2 separate regions of the Homo sapiens genome follow, and region 2 is linked to region 1. Evidence: chromatin loops called from intact Hi-C (ENCODE). Cell type or tissue: sigmoid colon. All regions are shown on one strand.

Region 1 (8,000 bases):
AATTCTTTTTTTTTTTTTTTTTTTTTTTTGAGACGAGTCTCACACTGTAGCCCAGGCTGGAGTGCAGTGGTGTGATCTTGGCTCACTGCAACCTCAGCCTCCCGGGTTCAAGAGATTCTCCTGCCTCAGCCTCCTGAGTAGCTGGGATTACAGGTACGTGTTACCATGCCCTGCTAATTTTTGTATCTTTAGCAGAGATGGGGTTTTACCCTGTTGGCCAGGCTGGTCTCGAACTCCTGGCCTCAAGTGATCCACCCGCCTCGGCCTCCCAAAGTGCTAGGATTACAGGCATGAGCCACCGCACCCAGCCCTCATCTCTGAATTCTGATCTCGTTTTACCTCTACCTCTCTTGTGAGCTGCCCATGGTCTGCCTTGTTCTCAAGACATTTACTCTCAGCTCTGTAAGCACCTTCATGCAGGTGATGAATTCATCTTCCATAGTGCTGGCATGTGGGTGCTCAGGGAATACTTGTTGAATAAAAACCAAATGAATTAACTCATGAATAAAAAATCCTTCCTATAGGAACCTATCACTAACCTGGCATTAAGAATTTCTTAATTCAGACTGAGTGCAGTGGCTCACGCCTGTAATCCCAGAACTTTGGGAGGCCGAGGCAGGCAGATCACCTGAGGTCGGGAGTTTGAGACCAGCCTGACCAACATGGAGAAACCCCATATCTACTGAAAATACACAAAAATTAGCCAGGCGTGATGGCGCATGCCTATAATTCCAGCTACTCTGGAGGCTGAGGCAGGAGAATCGCTTGAACCTGGGAGGTAGAGGTTGCGGTGAGCCAAGATCATGCCATTGCACTCCAGCCTGGGCAAAAAGAGCGAAATTCCATCTCAAAAAAATAAAAATTTTAAAAAAAAGAAGAATTTCTTAATTCAAAAAGCACAACAGCTCTAGAGGGCACTGGAACGCATTTGAAAGATCAGTCATACACTGATGCATAATGTGTTAATATCTCATTCTAGTCTCCAAAATTTTTCCTTGATTCTAAGAAGAGTAGTAGTAGATTTTAATTAAAATTGCATGCTTCTACCTGGATATACTTTTTGAGAATTTTCTCATGTTTAGAGCTTAAAAAATAAGCGTATTCTCTTGAAATGTAACTTGTATGCAAAAGTCTTAAGAAGACAGCCTCTCCTAGGGTTTTTATGGTTTTAGGTCTAACGTTTAAGTCTTTAATCCATCTTGAATTAATTTTTGTATAAGGTGTAAGGAAAGGATCCAGTTTCAGCTTTCTACATATGGCTAGCCAGTTTTCCCAGCACCATTTATTAAATAGGGAATCCTTTCCCCATTGCTTGTTTTTCTCAGGTTTGTCAAAGATCAGATAGTTGTAGATACGCAGCGTTATTTCTGAGGGCTCTGTTCTGTTCCATTGATCTATATCTCTGTTTTGGTACCAGTACCATGCTGTTTTGGTTACTGTAGCCTTGTAGTATAGTTTGAAGTCAGGTAGTGTGATGCCTCCAGCTTTGTTCTTTTGGCTTAGGATTGACTTGGCGATGTGGGCTCTTTTTTGGTTCCATATGAACTTTAAAGTAGTTTTTTCCAATTCTGTGAAGAAAGTCATTGGTAGCTTGATGGGGATGGCATTGAATCTATAAATTACCTTGGGCAGTATGGCCATTTTCACGATATTGATTCTTCCTACCCATGAGCATGGAATGTTCTTCCATTTGTTTGTATCCTCTTTTATTTCCTTGAGCAGCGGTTTGTAGTTCTCCTTGAAGAGGTCCTTCACATCCCATGTAAGTTGGATTCCTAGGTATTTTATTCTCTTTGAAGCAATTGTGAATGGGAGTTCACTCATGATTTGGCTCTCTGTTTGTCTGTTATTGGTGTATAAGAATGCTTGTGATTTTTGCACATTGATTTTGTATCCTGAGACTTTGCTGAAGTTGCTTATCAGCTTAAGGAGATTTTGGGCTGAGACAATGGGGTTTTCTAGATATACAATCATGTCATCTTCAAACAGGCATTACCATTCAGGACATAGGCATGGGCAAGGACTTCATGTCTAAAACACCAAAAGCAATGGCAACAAAAGCCAAAATTGACGAATGGGGTCTAATTAAACTAAAGAGCTTCTGCACAGCAAAAGAAACTACCATCAGAGTGAACAGGAAACCTACAAAATGGGAGAAAATTTTCGCAACCTACTCATCTGACAAAGGGCTAATATCCAGAATCTACAATGAACTCAAACAAATTTACAAGAAAAAAACAAACAACCCCATCAAAAAGTGGGCAAAGGATATGAACAGACACTTCTCAAAAGAAGACATTTATGCAGCCAAAAAAACACATGAAAAAATGCTCACCATCACTGGCCATCAAAGAAATGCAAATGAAAACCACAATGAGATACCATCTCACACCAGTTAGAATGGCAATCATTAAAAAGTCAGGAAACAACAGGTGCTGGAGAGGATGTGGAGAAATAGGAACACTTTTACACTGTTGGTGGGACTGTAAACTAGTTCAACCATTGTGGAAGTCAGTGTGGCGATTCCTCAGGGATCTAGAACTAGAAATACCATTTGACCCAGCCATCCCATTACTGGGTATATACCCAAAGGACTATAAATCATGCTGCTATAAAGACACGTGCACATGTATGTTTATTGTGGCACTATTCACAATAGCAAAGACTTGGAACCAACCCAAATGTCCAACAAGGATAGAATGGATTAAGAAAATGTGGCACATATACACCATGGAATACTATGCAGCCATAAAAAATGATGAGTTCATGTCCTTTGTAGGGACATGGATGAAATTGGAAATAATCATTCTCAGTAAACTATCGCAACAAGGACAAAAAACCAAGCACCACATGTTCTCACTCATAGGTGGGAATTGAACAATGAGAACACATGGACACAGGAAGGGGAACATCACACTCTGGGGACTGTTGTGGGGTGGGGGAAAGAGGGAGGGATAGCATTAGGAGATATACCTAATGCTAAATGACGAGTTAATGGGTGCAGCACACCAGCATGGCACATGTATACATATGTAACTAACCTGCACATTGTGCACATGTACCCTAAAACTTAAAGTATAATAATAATAAAATAAAAAAATAAAAAAAGAAGCCTCTCATTTGAATCAAAGACTCAGAAGGCATAAGACTAATACGTTTTATTTAAACTTCTGAAATGAATTTTGGTTTGGAATTAGATCTGAATATATAGGTCTAAACCCTAGTTTAGAGTCTTGAGTGTTTTAAGAATTAGAATTTTCCTGGGTCACATGCTGACTTTCACTTTCTGGAAATGTTTTAAAATGAGCGTACAAGAATTTTATAATGATCTCAAAATACACAAAATGATTGTTCACGAAAAGGAAGAGCAAGTGTGGAGAAATGAGAAACCAGTTCGCAGCAAACAGAAATAAAAAGGGGATGGAATTAAAACTTCTCTTGCTGAGAAATCAGATTCTCATAGAACAACCGTTCCAACTCCATTCATTTAGATGAACTCCGTTCATTTAGATAATAGCTTGAAGTGTAATTATTCCCCGTGGACCTTTGCGCTGACACTTCACAGCATTTGCCTCAGAGATCAGTCGTTATGGCTTGTTCAATACCCGTTTTCTCCACCAGAGGGCAGCAAGAGGCCGCACCAAGATTACTCTCTAAATGAGTCATTCTGGCTTCAGTGAGAAGCCACGTGGAGGAACCTACTACGTTGCAGCCCTCCTCTGCAAACCAAGATCCGCAACCTCAGACAGAATGGAGACAAATCGCCTTATCCCTGGCAGAAGATTTTCAGATAATCGGAGAAACGTCTCACAGGCAAATGCACATGATTTCAAGGCTTGCCCTCTGAAGAAGGAGTCAGTGGTGGTTTTGGACAGGAATGGCATCACTTAAATGTATTTTCAAGGAGCAGAGTCACCTGATGCTGAGAACGGCTAGACTAAAAAAAAAAAAAGAAAGAAAAAAAGTTGATAGGTACTCGAATGTGTTTTATCTGCGTTAAATACGAAATGCCCAAGAATGGGACTTGGAGAAAATGAAATCATTATTTCTACTCTTTGACAGCCTTGAGACAAAATTTCCAAGTCAAATTTATAAGGCCTCGGATTTGGTTGCTTGTTTTGCTTTCTTCTGTCTTGCCAGTTACCTCCTGAGAGTTGGGCAAAGATCAGTAAGATCCCTTTGCTGTGGCTGCCAGCAAGTCTGTGCCTGATTTGACGAGATTCTGAAAAGGTACCAGTGCCTCCTCCCTCCAAGGCCTCTCGTGGAACATAACACCCTAGAACTATGCCAAGAGACAGAGCCAAGCCACATTTCAGTGTCTGCTGCTGCACCAAGCTCTGAGCAGAGGCCATCTTTTCTGCTCAAGAAGTTGTTACTGAATTCTTTCAAGTGCTTGCTTTGGGGACAAAAATGATCAAGAAAGATAGTCTCTGTACAACCAACATTTCCAGGAAACCCATTATTTGTGCATTATCTGTATACTCACAAACACACATAAGCACATGCACACATGCCAAGACACAAAAAGTTTTCAGTTAAGAGAGTCATGTTCCTAAAAGCTTTATCTTTTACACCAGTATTTATTGCTGTCTATCTTCATAAGGTCTACTGTGGGAGATGCTGGCATAGAAAGAACTTTGCCTCAGGAATATACGAGAAAACATAATCAGGGCAGAAAGCAGAGGTATTCAAATAACAAGGTCCTAAAGTGTGTTGCAGCTGATACATGAACTCACATCTAACTCAGGTCAACTCTGGGATAAAAATGAGCATCGAACAGTCTCCTCCCACAAGTATGTAGGCACCATGAGAACAGCAATGTTTAGTTTCTTGTTCCATCCTAAGTGCCCGGAACATTTCTGATGCTCAATTAATGTTTGCCAAATAACAAAAACACTTAGGGAATGTACCATATCAGAGACAAACATACCGTCTCTCAGTAAGTCCCTCCAGCATTAACACAGATTGTGATTTCTTTAGGTTGACACTAGCTGAAGTAGTTGGCTTGGATTTAGGGGCCATGTTGTATGCATCGTTAACAACAATCATATCTAAAGGAGCAAGAAGCTCACCCAGGAGAAGTGTGTGGGCACAGATACTGGTGGAATGAATGGAAGACTCCCATCTAACGCTCTCTCAGGAGGGTTGCTGGATTTAGCAAATAAAAATACAAGGTATTCAGTTACATTTGAATTTCCGATAAATGAGTTTAGCATGGGACAAACTTATATTCAAAAATATTCATTATGTATCTGAAATTCAAAATGAACTTGGCCTCCTGTATTTTACCTGGCAAACCTACCATGGGGCATACACTTTCTGAGTGGAAAGGTGGGAGGATGGTCTGACTTTTTCAATTGTAACCTCTCTTTCTCTCTGGGCACATAGGTTGTATCCTTTTAACTTTAATGTATGAATGCCATTGTAGTATGATAATCACAGTGGATTCCATTTAATCCCATTAAGTGTGCCATCAGAAATCCCAGTATTTTGAAAATGTTCCCTGAGCTTAACGATTTGAGAACCACTAGTGTACAAACTTTAGTAAGCAGCCTTCTTTAATCTGAAGGAAGGGTGTGCCCTATAATCTTCTTCCTCCCCTTCACATTGGGAAATTATTTCTGGGCGGATACCTTTGTTCAAAAGGTTGAAAATAGGCTTAGATGGCACTGTATTTCCTAAGTAACTTCCTGCCAATTATCAACCTCTTCATTATAAAGTGGGTCTAATACCCCACTCAGGGGGTGACGCAGGGGTTCCTAATGGAAGAGTATGGGAAAAAAGGACTCAATTAAGTGATGATAATATGAACTCAACTTTTCCAACACAAATAAGGCTTAGAAAAAGTGATCCCCAGACTTCTGTTCAAAACATCTTGTATTAGTCCTGGACCACAGCCAGTCTTTCCTGAGAACCCACACCTAGCTGTGACTCTAAACAAGTGATGAGTTCCTAGTCACAGTCTTAAAGAGACCAGGTCCGCCTGAGCAGCCCTGTGCTTTATGGGCCAACTCAGCCAGAAGCTTCAATGAATAACCATGATACCTTGAGTGGAGGCAGGAGGAGTGGCCGGAGGCAGAGGAATCCAGCTACTAACCAGGGAAAGGATTCAAATAGATGCTTTTCCATTAGAAAGTCTCTGTTCAAATGACCTCAAGGCTTAAAATTATAGAATTTTGTAAAGAAAATTCTCTTTTGTCACCTATAAGCATTATCACTTTTTATTGAATTATACTATAAACAAATATTGTTTAATTGAATGAGACTAATTAAATCAATGAAAATACAATGTTTACCTTTTCTGGAAACCTTCAGTATATTATATGGCATTTAAGGCATTTTACAAATTAACACCAATCTATCTTTCCAATCTTATTTCCTTCTGCTTCTTTCTGGGACTACTACATTCTAGCCAGAGGTTTCTGCACCTTGGCACTGTTGACATTTTGAAGGGGAGAATTCTTTGTTGTAGGAACTATCCTGTGCATTGTAGGATATTTAGTGGCATCTCTGGCCTCTATCCACTGGATACCAGTAGAACATACCCTCCCCGTGCAAGAGTGTGACAATTTAAAAATGTCTGTAGGCATTGTCAAATGTACCCTGGGGGGCAAAATCACCCCCATGAAGAACCATTGGGGGGCAAAATCACCAGCACTGAGGACTACTGCTCTGTCCCACAAGACAACTTTCCCTGCTATGAACACATTTTCTCAAGCTCTACCCACACTCCCCCACCACACCACACACACCTTTCACTCCTGTTCCCTTGACCTAAAACACCCTGCTTTCCCCCTTTCCATTGACAAACTTGTATTTATTCTCCAAGGCCTAAATCAAATGCTATCCTACATAGCTTTCCTTACAATCTATGCCAACTTTCCCTCCTCTAGGCTGCTGTGGGCATTGCACACATCTTTACTTGTACTAATAGTGTTGACCATATGATGTTGCAATTATTTATTCACCCTTCCCTCCTTCTCCCGAGAGGCTATTTCTCAAGAGCAAGGTCTGTGTAACTATACTACCCAGCATGGTTTTCTGTCCATGCATGTCTCTGTGAGAGAGAGAGAGACAGAGAGAGAGAGTGTGTGTGTGTGTGTGTGTGTGTGATCTGACAAATAAATATATACAGCACTCTGCTTTGTTAAAGTGTAAGACAAAGTCCTAAGCTATACCATTTACTATATTTCCTAAAGAAACATGTGGATTTTAGTTCTCATCATGTAGATTAATTGGTTAGACTAGATCTCACTAGACCTTATGTTCCCACAAATCTGGATTACTATTTTTCCAAATATGCATGGTATTTTCCCATCTCTACATCACTGTGGAAATTGTTTTCTTCACCTGGAAAGTTCTGCTCTCCTTTCTCCCTGTCAAAATCCTCCTCAAACACCACCTCTACTTTTCACAGTCCTGGACACACACACACCATGCACACACACCACTCACACACACACACAAAACACACATGCAACACACATGCTGTGGTTTCTTCTTTCTGAGAGAGCCCTTGCTTTTTTATCTTCTTTTCTAACTCTCCTAACTTTCTGTCTTATCCCCAATGGTCTCCTCTTAAAGTTAGATTGTACTCCTTGAAGGCAAAGACTTCTTCCTCTTTCTACTTCTGCAGCTCCTCATACAGTGACTTGCACATACTCATACTAAGTATTGAGTAAGAATTTGTTACATTGAAGAGAAAAATCAGAGATTGTCTTGAAAACACTGAGTTAATATCCAGACAAAAGTGTGGGTAAATTCAGAAAGAGAATGGATTTTGACAGCAGCAGAGTCAAACTTTAGAAAGATGAACTCATCTGGGCTGGGAAATAATGAAGATGCACCATCAGACACCCATGGTGGTTCAAGGGCAAGGTGAAACCATAATAACAAAGATGGCAAAGACCATTTTGGAGTAACAGAAATGGGATTGGGTGCCTAATTGGAAATGGGGCAAGGGGAAGAGAGGAGTGAGGAATGAATAATATCATTCCAAT
Region 2 (8,000 bases), 460 kb after region 1:
AAACTTTGCCAGAATTGGGTTACCTCTGTTTGCTTTTATATTTCCCAAATTTTCTATAATGGACCTATGTTACTCTTAAAAATGGGGGGAAAAGTATTTCAAGTTACATTTAGAATATTTTACTTATTCAGAAGCTAAAACTCCAGATGAGAATGCATACTGGCCAACGACTTGATTACAGCTTTGGAAGACCCTAAGCAAAGAATCTAACTAAGCCATGTCCAAACTCACAACCCACAGAAATTGTGAAATGATAAATAGTAATTGTTTTAGGCCACTAAATCTGTGGTAATTTACTACCTGTGTACAGTAGGATAACACAGGTATAGTTAAGCTGCTATCCCATCTTTGCCCTTCTCTTGCCATCCAGCTTCATGAAAAGGTACACTTTAGCACCTGTATTTACTAATCCTTAGTTCTACCTCCAAGTTTTATTAATTACAAAAACTCTGACCCCACCTTTGCACTGAAAAGCTTTCTTTTTTTTTTTTTTTTTTTTTTGAGACGGAGTCTTGCTCTGTTACCAGGCTGGAGTGCAGTGGCACGACCTCAGCTCACTGCAACCTCCACCTCCCGGGTTCAAGCGATTCTCCTCCCTCAGCCTCCTGAATAGCTGGGATTACAGGCGCTTGCCACCATGCCCGGCTAACTTTTGTATTTTTAGTAGAAACGGGGTTTCACCATGTTGGTCAGGCTGGTCTCGAACTCCTGATCTCGTGATCTACCTGCCTTGGCCTCCCAAAGTGCTGGGATTACAGGCGTGAGCCACCACACCTGGCCTCTTCTATTCTTTTCTCCTTTTCTTCACAGGCTCTATTGTCCTCCTCCACACAAACAATTTAATCAAGGATTTCCACCCAGTTCTATCTCAGTTCTCATTCTTCTTGTCTTTCCATTAGATACCCTCTCCTTTCATTCAATAATTATTTGGGGGAGTGCAGCACACACCAGGCACTGGCTAGGCATTAGAGATACAAGTAAACAAGTAAACTAAGTAAACTAAATAAACTAAGATATTAGTAAACAAGTCTAATATGGTGCCAGCTCTCATGGAGCTGCTTTCTTGATCACAAAGGGGCAGTTCACATCCTCCCTCAGTGACCTCACCAACTCCCTTGAGCAAAGCTATGAATGTATGGACAAACAAACACACTGTGAAAATGAGTCCCAAATCAATGATTCACACCTTTCCTCAAAACTTCAAACACAGTGGCTCGCATCTGTAATCCCAGCAACTCGGGAGGCTGAGGCTGGAGGATCGCTTGAGGCAGGAAGCTCAAGACCAGCCTGTGCAACATAGCAAGACCCTGTCTCTAAAAAAAAAATTTTTTTTAATTAGCCAGGAGTGGCAGTGAGTGCCTATAGTTTCAGCTACTCAGGAGGCTGAGGTGGGAGGACTGCTTGAGCCCAGGAATTGGAGGCTGCAGTGAGCTACGATGGCGCCCCTGCACTCCAGCCTAGGTGACAAAGTGAGGCTCTGTCTCTTAAAATAAACAAACAAAAACAAAACAAAAACACCAAATGCTCATTTCTAACTACCTACTATATACATCTCCCAAATATCACAAATACAGTATATCAAAATACAGCTCATCATCATACCCCAAATCTCTACTTGCTGATATATAACTGGTTGACTCGATAAATATGTTCAATTAAGCTGAATTTACAGAATTACAATCCTAGTTGCTCCAATTTAAAACCTCAGCATCACCTCTGTTCCTTATCTCTTAGTGAATCAGATAACAGAATCTATTAACTTTTTCCCTAAAAATCTCTCTTGCCCGCTCTTCTCCATCTCTACTAAAAATATTTTTGTTCAGGCTCTCATTATTCTAATTAGTCTCCCTTTCACTCTTCACTCACTGACTTCATCATCCATCTATTAATGTAACTAATATTTTGAAGCACCATCTAAAAGCGAGGCACCAGATATAACAAGAAAGTAGAATAGTCTATGCCCTTGCAGAGTTAAGAGTTTCTAAGAGGACCGCAATTAAACAAGTATTTACAACAAAAGGGCAGCATGGGAAGTAAATTCTGTGTGCCATGAAAGTACCTAACTAACTCTATGCAGTAAGTAAAAGCTTCTCCTCTCTGTAATACCCCCAAAAATGTTTGCACTGAGAGCTAAAATACGAATAAAAGTTAGAAGCAGGGGAAAGAATATTCCAGGCAAGGGAAAATGCATTTACGAAGAGTTTGAGAAGTTCAGTTCAATTAACAAAGATCTGAGAGGGTGAGAGGTTAAAGGAAGAAAGGCAGACAGCAGATTGTAGTCTTGTGAGCCACAGCAATCTGAACACCTAAGACCATAGGAAACCACTGAAGAATTTTAAAAGGGATAGTTATGACTGGACTTAGTAAATCCACTCTGACTGGTGTGGAAAACTGATCAAAGAGAAACAAGAACTCTTTCCAAACACTGTTGAATCAATCCTACCTAAATACATGGATAGAGAATAGATCTGAACCCTTTACCTACTTCCTCTAGATTCGGATGGCTCCCCACTGTCAAAAGCAATCCAACTCAGCTTGGCATTCAGACCCTCTCCCCCATATGGCCCGGCTGACTTTTCTTTCCAGTGTTCTCTCACATCTCCCGCAAATCCTAAAACCAAGCTCTCGCCTCACACACAGTTGCAACCATTCTTTTCCCTCTGCTTGGAACACTCATTAGGCTCACTCTCTTCTCTACTGGGTTAACTTCCACGGACTCCTCAAAACTCACAGGAGGAGCCTTCTGAGAAGCCCCTCTGACATCCATCGATTTAAATGACGCTCCCGGTCCCAAAGCACCCTGGATAGTTTGCCTCTCTCCTGCTACACGGTGAACTCCCCCAACGCTACAATCGAGCACCCCCAATTACCAGCTCTGTGCAAAAGCTCCCGAAAGCGGTGCGCACGCGCATACTCGAGGTGCTCTGGCGCCACGCACAAACATACCCAGACACGCACCCTGACACGTACTTGCACTCTCAAAACACAGAGCCGCGGCTGCGCTTCCTGAAGTAAGGATTCCCCAACCGGGCGCCTGGATCCCAGGCAACAGACAGATGCCACCACCGTTCTCCCCACCCTTTTGGTAGCCCTGGTCCCTAAGGCTCGTTGGGACTGCGAGCTGCAAGCCTCAGATCCATCATCTCAACCTGCCTTGCAGTCGGTCCCGACTGCCGCCGCCACCGCAGCTAAAACTTCAGGCGCCGGAACCGCGGAGCGCGCCACAGGTTAACCCAGCCAGCGGCTTCCGGGCTGTTGCCTGGGTTACCAGAGCTCCGCCCCACGCCCTTGCGTATATCCGGCGAGCCCAGTGCGCAGGCGCCTCCCAAAGCCTATCTCGGGTCCTGAGTCTAAGGGAGAGAGGTTCCTCTGCAAGGTTCAGGGCAAATTATTAAAGAATAGGTATATAGCAGGCCGGGCGCGGTGGCTGACGCCTGTAATCCCAGCACTTTGGGAGGCCGAGGCAGGCGGATCACGAGGTCAGGAGATCGAGACCATCCTGGCTAACACGGTGAAACCCCGTCTCTACTAAAAATACAAAAAATTACCCGGGCCAGGTGGCGGGCGCCTGTAGTCCCAGCTACTCGGGAGGCTGAGGCAGGAGAATGGCGTGAACCTGGGAGGTGGAGGTTGCAGTGAGCCGACATGGCGCCACTGCAGTCCGGCCTGGGCGAAAGAGCGAGACTCCGTCTCAAAAAAAAAAAAAAAAAAAAAAGAATAGGCATATAGCATTAGCCGGTGCCTCGAGAATTCTCCAAAAGAAAGATGTTGCTCTCCTCACCAGACTTCACATATCACTTAATTTGCTTTCATCTCTATTCATTTGTTTACAAATCTTTAGTAGTGGAATCCCAGCACTTTTGGAGACAGAAGCAGAAGGATTGCTTAAGCTCAGGAGTTTGAGACAAGCATGGGCAAGATGGCGAAACCCCGTCTCTACGAAAAATTAAAAAATTAGCTGGGCGTGGGAACACGCCTGTAGTTCCAGCTACTCAGGAAGCTGAGGTGCGAGGATCGCTTGAGCCAAGGAGGGCAAAGCTGTAGTGAGCCACAGTCATACCACTTCACTCCAGCCTGGACGACAAAGCAAGACCTTGTCTCAAAAAAAAAAAAAAAAGTTGTTTATTACAACCTACAAATGTGCGGGAGAGCTAGGTTCTATGGGGCTAAAAACAGGCAAGGTGGGAAACTTACAGCATATTAACAGACAGTTATCAATGACAAAAACATTAAAATTATGACGAGTGCTAAGAAGGAAGCACTCTAACCAAATACTTAGCTTATTATTATAGTAATATTTGAATTACTCAGGAAAGCTCAGACATGAATAGGCCAGTGGGGAAGGGGAAAGCATTCCTGCAGAGGGAGCTGCATGTGCAAAGATGTGGAAAATGCAAGGGACAGGAAGAGGTCCAGTGTGTCTGAAGTTTAGAGAACAGTGGGAACTTGCTGTGAAGGGGAGGCGCCCTGATAGGCTGGATCCACGACAGTCAGAGCTGCGTGGACCACGTTAAGAACTTTACAAAGCACTTGATTCAAAAACAGAGTTTATTTGCTCTGGTAAGACAATTTCCTCTAGCCCCTTGCTTTCTGCTGTTACAATACACCCATGTGTGGTCTGCAAATACATGCCCAAAACCTTCTAGAGGAAAGGTACTGCCTTTAATAGTTTTCACTCTGATTGAGGAAGTTTGATGTAGATATATTTAATAATCAACAATCATCCACTTGCTTGCATCCTCAACTCCCTGCCCCTCTCTAAATTGCTGTAATCACTTGGCAAAATGACCATATTAGCCATCCCTACTTTACACTTACTAAGTGCTTGCACCCATGCAGCTGAATCTGAAAAAAAACACCCAATCATGCTGACTTTAAATTCATGATTACTGATGTTAAGTAGGACCTTAAAGATGCTTGAACATCTCATTACAGGTCCCTGTTCATTGATTTTCCTACATATTAGTTTTATACCTTCATTCATACCCAATGCCTTGTCTCCTATCCTCATTCTCACACAATGACCTTGCTTCCTACTGCATTGATTACACTGAATTATTCAAAAGAGAACTTCCCTAAGCTCCCATCATTATTTTAATCCTTCTGTCACTATCTTTACCCACAGACCTGCCTTCAGAAGCTCAGCATAAGAAATATGAAGAAAGCTAATCAAAATACTTCATAATCAAATTGCTCAGAACGAGTGATAAAAGAATCTTAAAAGCATCCAAGGAAAAAAATACATGTCGTATACAGCAGAACAAAACTAAGGATTACATCAGTTTCTCATTAGAATCAAAACAAGCAAGAAGACAGAATAACAGTTCAAACATATTCAAAGAAAAAAAGCTATCAACCTAGAATCCTTATACTATTCCTTTTTTTTTTTTTTTTAAGACAAAGTCTCACTCTGTCACCCAGGCTGGAGTGCAGTGGCACGATCTCGGCTCACTGCAACCTCCACCTCCCAGGTTCAAACAATTCTCCTGCCTTAGCCTCCGGAGTAACTGGGACTACAGGAACACACCACCATACTCAGCTAATTTTTGTATTTTTAATAGAGACGGGGTTTCTCCATGTTGGTCAGGCTAGTCTTGAATTCCTGACCTCAGGTGATCTGCCCGCCTTGGCCTCCCAAAGTGCTGGGATTACAGGTGTGAGTCACCGCGCCTGACCCTTATACTATTCCTGATACCACTTAAAGGTAGACTATGATAAAATAAAGATGTATACTATAAACCCTAAAGCCGCCACTAAATAATAAAAGTTATTGTTAAAAGCTTACAAAAGTCATGTAAAGGATAACGAAACAAATACTTGATTAATCTAAAAGTATAAAACAAGAAAAAACAAAGAAAAGAGAGAAGTAGGAAAGAAATTGCAAGATGATAGACTCATAAATCATATTAAATGTAAATTGTCTAAACACACTGAATAAAAGGCAGAGATTGTCAGATTGTCAGAGATTGTTTAAAATCTTGAATTTTTTAAATTGCTGCTTATAAGAAGGGAAACATTAAATATAAAGACACAAATAAGTTTAAAATACAAGGATGGAAAAAAGATATATCATGCTAACACTAGTGAAAATAAAGTGGAGTGACTTTATCAATTTTAAACAAAGTAGAGTTCAGAGCAGAGAATATAACCAGAGATAAAGAAGATCATTTAATAATAATAAAAGAACCATTTAATCAAAAGGTCATAACAATCCTAAACATTTTTGCATCTAATAACAGGACTTAAAAATATATGAAGCAGAAACTGATAGTACTGCAATGCGAAATTGAAAGATCCACAATAGTCAAATATTTCAATGCCCCTTTCTGAATAATTTATAATGCAAATAAGCAGAAAATCAACAAGGTTATAAGAGACTTGAGCAACACTATCAACCATCTTGACCTGATTGACATTTATTAAACACTCCAATAATTGGCAGAATACACATGGTTCTTAAGCATATACAGAAAGTTTAGAAGATGGACAATAATCTGGACCATAAACAAATGTTAACAAATTCAAAAGGATTGAAGTCATGCAAGATACATTCTCTGACCACAATGTAATTAAATTAGAAATCAATAACAGACTGATTCTTGGAAAATCCCTCAAAATTTGGGGAATAAAATACACTTCTAAACAAGCCATTGCTATGGTCTGAATGTGTCCCCACAAACTTTCTATGTGACAATTTGCCAATGTGATAGTATTAAAAGGTGGGGCTTTCAGGAAGGAGGTGATTAGATTATGAAGGCTCTGCTCATCATGAATGGGATTTGTGCCCTTAAAAAAGAGTCTTTTAGGAAGCCTGTTTGTCCCTTTTGCCCGTTTTGCCCTTCTGCTATGTGAAGACACAGGATTCACCTCTTCCACCATATGAGGACACAGAAACCAGACACTAAATTTGTTAGTGCCTTGATCTTGGATTCCCCAGGCTCCAGAACCATGAGAAACAAATTTCTGTTGTTTATAAGTTACCCATTTGAAGGTATTTCATTATGGTAACCCAAATGGACTAAAACAGAAGTTGGTACTGAGAAATGGGGTGCTGCTGTAACGATTACCTAAAAATGTGGAAACAGCTTTGGAACTGGATAATGGAGAAAGGCTGGACTATAAAGGGATGCGATAGTGTGGGCTCAGAAGGAGAGAAGAGCTGTAAAAAAAAAAAAAGCCTCTGTCTTAAGTGGTCATGATCAAAGTGTTGGCAGTGAACGAAATTCTGATGAGGTCTCAGGTGGAAATAAGGAATAAAATATTGGAAACTGGACAATACGCAAACCTGGTTTTTAAGTGGTAAGAACTTGGTTAAATTGTGTTTGTGTCCTAATGTTTTGTGAAAGAAGGAGTCCAATATCCAGTCTTAATAGAAACCTCTCAGATAACTAGAAATAGCGAGGAACTTCCTCGACCTGATTAAGTATATCTACAAAAGACCTACATCTAACGCGATGCATAATGGTGAAAGACTGGATGCTTTCCTCCTTAGATCAGAAAAAGACAAGGATGTCTAGTCTCACCACATCTATTCAACATTGTACTGGAGTTTCTAGTTAGTGCCATCAGACAGGAAAAATAAATAAAAAGCATTCAGATTGAATAGGAAAAATATCTTTATTCCCAGTGGAGTGAATGTCTATGTAAAAAAATTCAATAAAATCTGTAAAAAGAGGCCAGGCGTGGTGGCTCACACCTGTAATCCCAGCACTTTCGGAGATTGGGGCAGGAGGACTGCTTGAGGCCAGGAGTTCGAGACCAGACTGAGCAACATAGCAAGACCTTGTCTCAAAAAAAAAAAAAAAAAAAAAGAATATGTGAAAAGAAAAATGCCATTAAAATTAATAAGTGAATTTAGCAAAGTTGCAGGATACAAGATCAACATACAAATATTGAGTGTAGGCCGGGCTCGGTGGCTTATGCCTGTAATCCCAGCACTTTGGTAGGCTGAGGCAGGCAAATGACTTGAGGTCAAGAGTTCGAGACCAGCCTGGCCAACA

Evidence for each region. Hi-C counts contacts between places; a loop is a spot of excess contacts. Peaks named below come from ENCODE experiments on the same cell type or tissue, not always from the same donor. Only the 100,000 strongest peaks of a DNase experiment are listed, where the experiment ranks them.
Region 2: it touches region 1 in a loop (4-fold over the local background); 2 of 110 quality-filtered maps call a loop at or near these places.

Annotation. Positions count from the first base shown.
Region 1 is chr3:113,047,769-113,055,768 of GRCh38, forward strand. All of the region lies in intron 1 of NEPRO-AS1 (NEPRO antisense RNA 1), which reads left to right. It overlaps LOLI1 (lncRNA oncogene in liver cancer 1), which reads right to left. Exons shown (of 3, transcript NR_189285.1): 3 at 3,145-3,937. Among named protein-coding and RNA genes, the nearest start is that of RMP64, 32 kb to the left of the region's middle. RefSeq lists an enhancer at 3,756-3,935. In sigmoid colon, a CTCF peak has its summit at 3,607 (motif pointing right); DNase peaks (open chromatin) are centred at 3,653 and 4,233; H3K4me3 peaks cover 512 bases.
Region 2 is chr3:113,511,927-113,519,926 of GRCh38, forward strand. It overlaps SPICE1 (spindle and centriole associated protein 1), which reads right to left and starts at 3,230. Exons shown (of 18, transcript NM_144718.4): 1 at 2,971-3,230. SPICE1-CFAP44 (SPICE1-CFAP44 readthrough (NMD candidate)) reads right to left here and starts at 3,230. Exons shown (of 52, transcript NR_183050.1): 1 at 2,971-3,230. RefSeq lists enhancers at 2,917-3,036, 3,097-3,146, 3,853-3,902, 4,413-4,462, 4,523-4,572. In sigmoid colon, no CTCF peak of the experiment used is centred here; DNase peaks (open chromatin) are centred at 3,035, 3,295 and 4,458; H3K4me3 peaks cover 2,152 bases; H3K27ac peaks cover 1,442 bases; H3K27me3 peaks cover 133 bases.